2 separate regions of the Homo sapiens genome follow, and region 1 is linked to region 2. A link is a contact called in ENCODE Hi-C or POLR2A ChIA-PET data. All regions are on one chromosome and are shown on one strand. Each heading gives the region's core, a stretch centred on a gene start or an enhancer-like site at or near the end of the contact. The rest is flanking DNA. Distances are from core to core; before and after follow the strand shown.

Region 1 (4,493 bases), core at 837-3,336, 390 kb after region 2:
TCAAACTACTGGGTTTAAGCCATCCTCCCGTCGCAGCCTCCCGAGTAGCTGAGACCCCAGGGGCGCACCACTACACTGGGCTAATTTTTTTTTTCTTTGTAGATATGGGGTCTCACCATGTTGCTCAGGCTGGTCTCAACTCCTGGGCTCAAGTGATCTTCCCGCCCCGTCATCCCAAAGTGCTGGGCTTACAGGTGTGAGCTACCATACCCAGCCCCTGTTTACTCTTTACTAGGGTAATGAGAGAGGCAGCTGGGGTGGGTGGGGGAATGAGCCAAGGTTGCAGACCTTGCAGTCCCAGCCTGTTGGCTTAGCTTTCTGGGGTTTGCCAGGTCCCAAAGCAGAGTGTAGATAACTCCTGGGTTCTTGGCTGTACTTGGGTGAGTGGGGGGAAGACAGCTGTGAGGTGTATGGAATAGGATGGCCCTTCCCCAGAGGGTGAGGGCTGAGATTTCTGGCCACTGAGGAATTGTGGCCTTAACCTACGATGCCTTTTTTCCTTCCATTTTTATGTAGAACATTCATTCCCAGGAAATCTGCTCTCCACTGGAACAGTCTTCATGGAGGTTTGCTGGGGGAACTTCCTTATCTTTTTCTCAACCGGAAAAGCTGTAGGTGGAGGTGAATGTGTATGTGTGTATGTGTGTGTGTGGTGGTTGTTGGGGATAGCCTCCATGTGATTTCAAGGGGATGGGGTCTGTTTGTGTGTGTGTCGGGGAGACTTGAGATAGAGGGTTGTTCCTGGCTGCCTTCCACACTGTGGGCAGGTGGAGGTGTGGCTGGGCATGAGTAGTGCAGTATAAAGCCAGCAAAAGTGGATTTCTCAGGGTGGAAATAATAATCCTTGACTCTAGGAAGCCTGGCTCACCTGCAAACTGCATTCTCAGCACAGGGGAGGGCAGGATGCTGCCACAGACCCAGGGATTTTGCCCTCTTACCTGACCCATCAGTGAAGGGTAGGGGCAGCACCTGTATTGTGGGGAGCGTCAGTGTATGTGTCTCTTTGTGTGGGCAGCATGTCTGTGTGGGTGTGTGTGTGGGGGGCATCATGTCTGTGTGTGTGTGTGTGTGTGTGTATGTAGGTGATTACGTGTGTAGGTGTGTGCAGGGAGGTCTCTGTGCCTACCATACCACTAATGGTTCATTTCTGGGTTTTTCTTATCCTTAGGAGACAGGTCTCTTCTCCTCCCTGCCCCAGAATCAAATCATCCAAATTCTGTAGAGAAATGAGTGTTCACCTGATTTAGACTGTGCTGAGCCGGCAGAGAGGCAGAGGGGACCAAGAGAGGTCCAGGGTTGGAAGGAGAAGGAGGGATTTCCTTCCTACCCTCCGAAGTGCTAGGGTCAAGGAATAGAGGGGAGGATCAGAGGAGGAGCTGCTGCTATAGAGGGATAGCCAGAGGCTGAAAAGTCTATTTTCTTCTTTCGTGGGGCTGGGTTAGGTGAGGAGGGTCACTAGGCCAAACCTCCTACCGAGGGCAGGGATCTTAGCCCTTTCGGCTCCACCTGTGTGCGAGCTTGCAGAAAGACCGGACTGGCGGACCCAGGCTCAGCGCTGCCAAAAATTCCACTCCTGGTTTTTGCACACACCAGTCCGTCTGCCCCGGACCGCCGCGGTGTTGAGTCCGGAGCTGACGCCCTCGAGCCGCCAGCAAGCGGAAAACCCGGAGTGGATCTCCACGCCTTTTGGATCGGAGCCAAAGGGCACCTCGGAGGAGGTGGCCGGCTCTGCGGCCCTGCCCGGTGCCAGGCCGCGGCCATCGGGGGAGCACGGGCTGGGGGTGGGTCGCGCAGCGGAGCCGGATCCCCTGGCCGGACGAGCCCGGCCGTGGGGCTCGGCGGCCCTCCCCGCGGGGACTGCGAGGCGGGCGGGGCGCGGGGCGGCGGCCGTGCCCTCGGGGCGGCTTCGGGCGGCGGCGGGCGCGGGTGCAGTGCGGCGCGCGGCCGGCAGCGGGCGCAGGCGGTGGCTGTGGCCGCGGCGTTCGGCGGCTGGCGGGCGGCGCCGGCGGTGCCCCGGGCGCGCTCACACACGCGCTCACACACACACATACACACGGCCTCGTACACACACACACGCTCCGGCGCGCACACGCGGCGCGCAGGCCGGAGGGAGGCGGCTCGGCGCTGTTCGGCGGCGGCGGCAGCGTGCTCCGCGGGCGGGCGGGAGGGCTGGCGGGCGGCCCCCGCTCCCCGGCTCCGCGGCTAGGTGCAGCCCGCTCGGCCCCCGCCCTCGGACCCGCCCCCGGGGGTCGCCCGGCCCCATGCCCAGCGGCGGCGGCGGAGCAGCGCGCGGCCGCGGGCGGCTCTGAGGAGCCCGGAGGGAACCGGCGACGAGGGGACCATGTACCGGGACCCGGAGGCGGCCAGCCCAGGTAAGCGCGGCCCCGGCGGGCTGGGGCGCCCCGCACCGGCGGGCAGGACAGCGGCAGCGCCGGACGCCGTCTCGGAGCCCCAGCCTGGGGCTGTTGTCCGCCCGGAGCCGCACGGGCTCCCCCAGGGGTCATCCCAGCCCCGGGGGCGCGGGATCGAGCGGCAGCGGCTCGGACCCCGGTCCCCCGCAGTCTGGACACTGCCAGGCTGGATGTCTGGGACCGGCTTCGCAGTGTCCCCACAAGGACCTCTCCCCCACCCCTCAACAGCCCAAGGACAACGTGTGTGGCGGAGCGAGGAGCCGCTGCCCCTGTGGGAGCCGGGCAGTGCCCTCAGAGGCACCCGAGGCTCCCCAGCACCGGTGCCCCGGGGGTGCCAGCGCTGGCGGACCCCAGGGCGAGGATCCCGGCAGCTCTTGGCCAAGGTTGCGGGCACAGGGGAGCGGAGTGGCATCGCAGTGCCAACTGTGAATTGAGAGGGTGCCAGGGGGCAAGTGGGAATCTGGTGCGGCAGCTGGGCAGGGAGGTTCTGGGGGGTGGGGAACTGCAGGGGCGTTGATGGGTGAGACGGGGGTGCCTGAAGGGAAAGAGAGCAGGGGCTCATGAGAATGGGGGTGCCAAGAGAATGTTCTCCTAGGTTTGGGGAGGGGGAAGCAAACAACCCCAAACTCTCTCCCGTCCTGGGGTGGGGGAGGGCCGAACTCCTTTGCCTTCTGCTTCGCCCGCCAGGGGAGTGGCCTGGGAGCCCACTGTCTGCTTGGTATCCTCTAAGCCAAAGCCGAAGAATCTTCCCGTCTTCCTCGGAAATTGCTCTGCCATTTCCTCCTTGGCTCCTGATGCCTCCTCACCCAGTGCCCACCTGTAGGCAGGTCCCCTGCAGCTCCTGCCCAGGCTCCATCCCCGCTCCCACCTGGGGTGCTCCACCCAGTCCCAGCACCCCCAGTCTGCCAGTTCTGGCATCAGGGTCTGTTTCTGGGCTTCTCTCTGATGCTAAAAGCACGACTCCCCAGCCCAGGATGTGCTCCCAAACGAAGAGCCTCCAGGCTCCCTCCTGCCAGCCTCCTGGGGGCGGCGGTGCTGTAGGGAAGGAAGGGCTCTAAGACCCTGCACAGAAGGAGCCTGCAGCCCTGAGGCTCCTGAAGGCAGTCCAGTGGGTGCTGGCTTTGCCCACTGTTGCCCTAGCCCCACATTTGCTCTTTCCCCTCTAGGGGCAGCCTCAGCCTGTCCCTGCCTCCTGAGGAATCGGCTCCCACCCCCCATCGATTCTTTTCAGTCCAGTCGATATTGAGGACGACCCACTGGGCGCCAGGCACTGCCCTCACTCAGCACTTGGATATGAGGGTGAGAGATTCAGTCTCCTTCTCTGGAACCTTGCGCCCTTCTCTGAATGTCCTCTAGGTGAGGGCTGAAGGGGCATTGCCTGTGGAGAGCCCTCCCCTCATCTGTCTGGACCTAGGTCACCTACCCTGGCATCTTCGTCGAAGAGGCCGCCGGCTTCCAGCCCATGGCCCGTGGCAGGAGTATTCTCTTGCTCTGCTCACCTTCTTAGAAGCCAGTAGCTTAGTTCAGAAGCCAGCTCTGGGGTATGAGGATGGAAGGTAGGGAAGAAATAAGGACACTATCCATCCCCTCGCCCACCAGGCTGGCAGCCTCCCCTCTGGCCTGTTAGGCCACTGGCCTGGGGCTGTGCCCTCTCCCCTCTCCCTCCCTCCTCTTTCCTCCCATGCCTGGGCACCATGACATCACCACTCCTCCAAGCACCTCTGCCCTCACCACGGAGGCCAGCTTGACGTGCTTGGCATCTTCTAGGCAAAGGGTCTGGAGTCCAGTACCATCCCTGGTGTGCTGGCAGCCCTCAACTCTTCCCTCACCCCCTCCTTGAATGGGCCTCTCTGGCTGCAGTTGGGACCTGTCTTGCCCACCCCAGTTGCAGCTGCGGGACCCACCAGTGCCTGTGGTAGGGCAGCTGTGACTGGGAAAGGGGCTGGCCTGAGGCTGACTCCTCTCCGGTGTGGGCATTGGGCTGGGTGGGGTCAGACATAGGCTGGAGAGGGCACAGTCTGCCTTTGAGCCTAGTCATCTGGGGTCCTTGAGGAGTCAAAGATCTCATTCTGGCCTCTGCCC
Region 2 (4,977 bases), core at 2,152-4,651:
AATGCCTGCCTTCCAGGAGCTTACCATCTACAGCACCAGCGCAGGCAATCAAAAGGGTCTCATAAGGCCAGGTGCGGTGGGTCATGCCTGTAATCCCAGCACTTTGGGAGGCCGAGGCAGGTGGATCACTTGAGGTCAGGAGTTCGAGACCAGCCTGGCCAACATGGTGAAACCCCGTCTCTATTAAAAACACAAAAATCAGCCAGGTGTGGTGGTAGGCACCTGTAGTCCCAGCTACTTGGGAGGCTGTGGCAGGAGGATCTCTTGAACCCGGGAGGTGGAGGTTGCAGTGAGCCGAGATCAAGCCACTGCACTCCAGCCTGGGCAACAAGGGCAAAACTCCATCTCAAAAAAAAAGGTGTGACACATACATAGTACTTCATTAAACATACAAATATATATTATAGTTCCTAATCTTCATCACTTACATGAGCTACAAATATCATCCCAATTTGTCATCTCTGTTTTAACCTTGTTTACAACATCTTTTGTCTTACAGCTTTTCATTTTTAAATAGGCAAACCTGCCAACTGTACTTTTACGGCTTCTGACAGCCTCAGAAGAACATTCCCTACCCCAAAATTATAAAAATAATCTTGTATATATTCTTCTCAAAACTTTATACTTTTTTTAAGGCTTGGATTTTTAATCTATCTGGAATGTATTTTTAAATACTGAGTGAGTCACTTTTCTCCACATGACTGTCAATTGTTTCAACATAATTTGTTAAACCCATTCTTTCTTCCCTAATGTGACACAACAGTTTAGCATATACCAAGTTCTCATAATAGGGGGGCAGGACTATTTTGTTGCATTAATCTAGTCATCTCTTCCTGTGCCAGTACCATACTGCTTATAGCACTTTACTGTACCTTTATTATAGCACCAAATGCAAATCTATCAACACACTGACTCCTCCAAATGAACTTTAGAATCATTTTGTGAAGTTTCAAAAAAAAAAAAAATACTGTCCCAGAGACAGTAATGGCTGAGGAAAAACAAAAACAAAAAACTGCCTCTTATGGAAATTGCAGTGAATTTATGCTTATTTGGGGAAACTGACATCTTTACAGAATGAAGATTGACCGACCATTTGGGAATATGGTACCTCTTCATTTATGCTAGGCTTTTTGAATTTTTTGTCCAGCAGTAAGCATTTATAGTTTTTTCTATATATTTCTTGTTAACTTTATTCCAAGGTACTTTAAGCTTTTGTTGTCAATGTAAGTGAAAAACATTTTTTTTTCCATTCTTTTTTCCCCATATTTTCTAACTGGTGGTTACTGTTATAAAGGAAAGCTTTGGATCCTATATATGGTGACTTTGCTATACTCTTATCCTAAGAGATTCCCAGTGTAAGGTTTCTAAAAACAAAGCTAATGAGGTGTCTCTATGCTGTCTCTAGGATCAAGTTTAACCTCTTTTTATGGAACACAACCCTGCCCGATCTTGCCCCTATTCTCCACCCTAACCAGCATCCCCCAACATAAACTGTACTTTCCAGGCCAACATTCTTTCTTTCTTTCTTTTTTTTTTTTTTTTTTGAGACGGAGTTTTGTTTTGTCTTCCAGGCTGGAGTGCAAAGGCGCGATCTCGGCTCACTGCAACCTCCGCCTCCCAGGTTCAAGCGATTCTCCTGCCTCAGCCTCCAGAATAGCTAGGATTACAGGCGCATGCCACCACGCCCGGCTAATTTTTGTATTTTCAGTAGAGAAGGGTTTAGCCATGTTAGTTAGCCAGGCTGATCTCCAACTCCGACCTCAAGTGATCCGCCCGCCTCGGCCTCCCAAAATGCTGGGATTACAGGCATGAGCCACCGCGCCCAGCCCCAGGCAACATATTTTCTTAAGGCAGCTTTAACAGGCCATGCATTTCCACATTTCCACACCTTTGCATATGCTGTTCACTCTGCTCCAAATTCCCTTCCCTGTTTCTCTCCCGCACTTCACCTTCCTTTTAACTTTTTCTTCAAACTCAGCTCACGTGTCTTGCTTAGGGAGGGCTTCCCCGACCTCCTCCTATCCCAGACTGGGTAAGGTACTCCTGGTCTAGCAGCATCCTTCTGTTTACCTTATTCTTGTAGCTCTAGCACCACTAAAACGTTTTTCCTGTAAATAACATAGGTGCATTTTTAAATGAAACCGTGAACAAGAAATCACCCTAATTCCGTCGGCAATTTATTTTAGTATTTCAGTAGAGTTGCTTTTTTAAACTAAGGTTTGGAAGTCTAGCTTCCAGCTGCAGGTTTGTGAGCATCCTGAAATTCAGTTCTTCCACCGATGCGTCAAAAGACGCGACAGAACAGTGGACCTCGAAGCCAGGACCTAGGTAAGGGCAGGGCCTAGCTCTAGCTCTGCCACCCATAAATTCACATCCACCCTGTGCCTGGGACTCAGCTTAGCCACACACACCGGCCCCACCCCTCCGGGGTCTCTTTCACCTGTCACCCGCCATTAACCCCGTCAGCTTCTCTCCAATGACACCCCAGGGTTGTCCTACAGGGCCACCGAAGCCTGAAGCTCCTGTGAGTGGGGCCGATAAGAGGCCATTTTGAAAAGTCCTCAGCATGGGCTTCGCCTTTAGATCCACGTCGTTTCTCCTTTCTAACCCGAGATGTGTCCCTTGGGTGCGAAGCGACACCAGCGATTCTCTCGGAGGCCCCGGTGGCTCACCCCCACGACTCCCCGGGGAGGCGGTCCCCATCCCTAGGGAAACCCGGCCCGCCCAGCCTTTGTTGCAGAAACCGCACACGGAGCCATATTTGCTTTCAGCCAAAGGCAGACGTGGTCGGAGGAGTCGGAAGGGCAGGGGCGGACCCGAAACCCGCCGTGCGCCCCACTTCTCCATCGCGCTCCTTCCTGGACTCTGAGGAAGAGAAAATGCGCTCGACCACCTAAGGACCGCGTCTCCACCTTCCACCTTCCCAATCATCTGCAGCTTCCCAATCTGCAGCAAGGTGTCACAAGGGCTTCTCCGCAGCTATGATTTCTAACACCATGCCCCGGGCCAGGAGCCTCAGGGTGCCCGTTCGGGAAAATGGGAGCCGAATCAGGATCACCCCATGCGCCCCCGCACCCTTCCCCCGCCGGTTCCAACGCCCGGGCGCCCCTAGACCGGGGGGGGGGTTCTGAGGTGGACTTCCTGCGCCTCCTCGCAGCTTCCCTCCAACTCCACTAAACGGGCACAGAGACGCCACCGCTGTCCCAGAGGCAGTCGGCTACCGGTCCCCGCTCCCGAGCTCCGCCAGAGCGCGCGAGGGCCTCCAGCGGCCGCCCCTCCCCCACAGCAGGGGCGGGGTCCCGCGCCCACCGGAAGGAGCGGGCTCGGGGCGGGCGGCGCTGATTGGCCGGGGCGGGCCTGACGCCGACGCGGCTATAAGAGACCACAAGCGACCCGCAGGGCCAGACGTTCTTCGCCGAGAGTCGTCGGGGTTTCCTGCTTCAACAGTGCTTGGACGGAACCCGGCGCTCGTTCCCCACCCCGGCCGGCCGCCCATAGCCAGCCCTCCGTCACCTCTTCACCGCACCCTCGGACTGCCCCAAGGCCCCCGCCGCCGCTCCAGCGCCGCGCAGCCACCGCCGCCGCCGCCGCCTCTCCTTAGTCGCCGCCATGACGACCGCGTCCACCTCGCAGGTGCGCCAGAACTACCACCAGGACTCAGAGGCCGCCATCAACCGCCAGATCAACCTGGAGCTCTACGCCTCCTACGTTTACCTGTCCATGGTGAGCGCGGGCGGGCCTAAGCGGTGGCGGGGGCCGGGCGCGGTTCCCGGGGCGCGCGCTGGGGCGGGCCGGGGGTGTGGCCACCCGCGGGCTCTCCCGCCTCCCTGCGCCCTTCTGGAAAATGGAGGCTGCTCGAGGTTTCCGAGGACTTCTCTGGCGCAGAAAGTCGGGGCAGCTGGTTCTTCTCGGCTGTACCCTGAGAATGCTCCCTCCTAGGCCAGGGCCGCCTCTGCACACCCTTCTTTTTTAAGGAGACCTTGGTGTCCTGAAATCCTGGGGTTGCAAGACTGCCAGCCTGTGTGATCAATCCTGCGGTTAGGAAGGTGGAGTTTTGCTTTCCCATCTTTTCCTCTGCCTCCGGCATTTGGCCCTAAATGCCAGCGTTTTTTGCTTAGGTATCCAGCTCCCGTCCGCCTGTGTGTGGCGGAGCTGCTGGGTAACGGTGTCGAATAGCAAACCTTGGGGGCTGGCGGGAGGTGGCTTATCTTGTGGGTAGATCCCTCTCGAGCAGCCGTATCCACCTCTCGGCTCTGCTTATCTCTAAGTCCCACTTGCTTTGAAGCATATCTCTAGGAATCGCCCCTTCTGCAGTCACCGAAGTGTCACCTGACCTTGCGCCTAGGGGACCTAATTTATCTTTTATGTATCTTACTGTAAGAGGTGTGGAGTTTGGCCTACTAATTGAACCCCCAGTTCTTGGATAAAGTCCACCGACAGTTACTGGGCAAGAAATTTTTCAGTGATCAGTGGAATCAGTTTTCCCAAATCTTGGTCTTAGGCAGTGTCGTGGGAGTCTTCCTTAGAATTGCCTTGTGATTGTCCAAACTATCCCAAGAATAAATGTGTTCCAAATGGATTTGAAAACAGGCCTGTATTTCTGTGACTGTCACTGCCTTTCACAAACACTTGACTACATCAAATGTCTAAAACTGAAAATCAAATTTTTGTGATATAACTATTATAAAAGTATGTTTACATCAACATACTGTCCACATTTGCCACCTTGCATGGGGGTTTTTAATTTGTGTGTGTGTGTGAGAGACAGAGTCTCGCTCTGTCGCCCAGGCTGGAGTGCAGTGGCGCGATCTCGGCTCACTGCAGCCTCCGCCTCCTGGGTTCAAGTGATTCTCTTACCTCAGGCTCCTGAGTAGCTGGAATTACAGGCGCACGCCACCACGCCCAGCTATTTTTTTTTATTTTTAGTAGAGACGGGGTTTCACCATGTTGACCAGGATGGTCTCGATCTGCTGACCT

What was found. A loop is a pair of places that touch in the nucleus more often than their neighbours do. ChIA-PET counts read pairs that join two places held with the same protein, here RNA polymerase II (POLR2A). Pooled maps may share reads with other maps.
Region 1: a loop to region 2 is called in a map of B cell, with 13 times the contacts of the local background. The contact joins the promoter of SYT7 here to the promoter of FTH1 in region 2. A Hi-C loop is called at or near these places in 2 of 168 maps with a recorded cell type or tissue (B cell and CD4-positive, alpha-beta T cell) and 8 of 50 pooled maps. POLR2A ChIA-PET finds 5 or more read pairs at or near these places in 2 of 52 experiments (MCF 10A and activated T-cell).

What each region holds. Positions count from the first base shown.
Region 1 is chr11:61,578,669-61,583,161 of GRCh38, reverse strand. It overlaps SYT7 (synaptotagmin 7), which reads left to right and starts at 2,086. Exons shown (of 13, transcript NM_001365809.2): 1 at 2,086-2,372. The coding sequence starts at 2,342. It overlaps LOC105369331 (a long non-coding RNA gene), which reads left to right. Exons shown (of 5, transcript XR_950166.3): 4 at 517-566; 5 at 1,169-1,756. RefSeq lists silencers at 1,636-1,795, 1,806-1,955, 1,976-2,065.
Region 2 is chr11:61,966,058-61,971,034 of GRCh38, reverse strand. FTH1 (ferritin heavy chain 1) reads left to right here and starts at 3,401. Exons shown (of 4, transcript NM_002032.3): 1 at 3,401-3,723. The coding sequence starts at 3,610. It overlaps LOC399900 (a long non-coding RNA gene), which reads right to left and starts at 3,741. Exons shown (of 1, transcript NR_187560.1): 1 at 2,156-3,741. RefSeq lists enhancers at 2,295-2,344, 2,465-2,534 and silencers at 3,055-3,404, 3,675-3,874.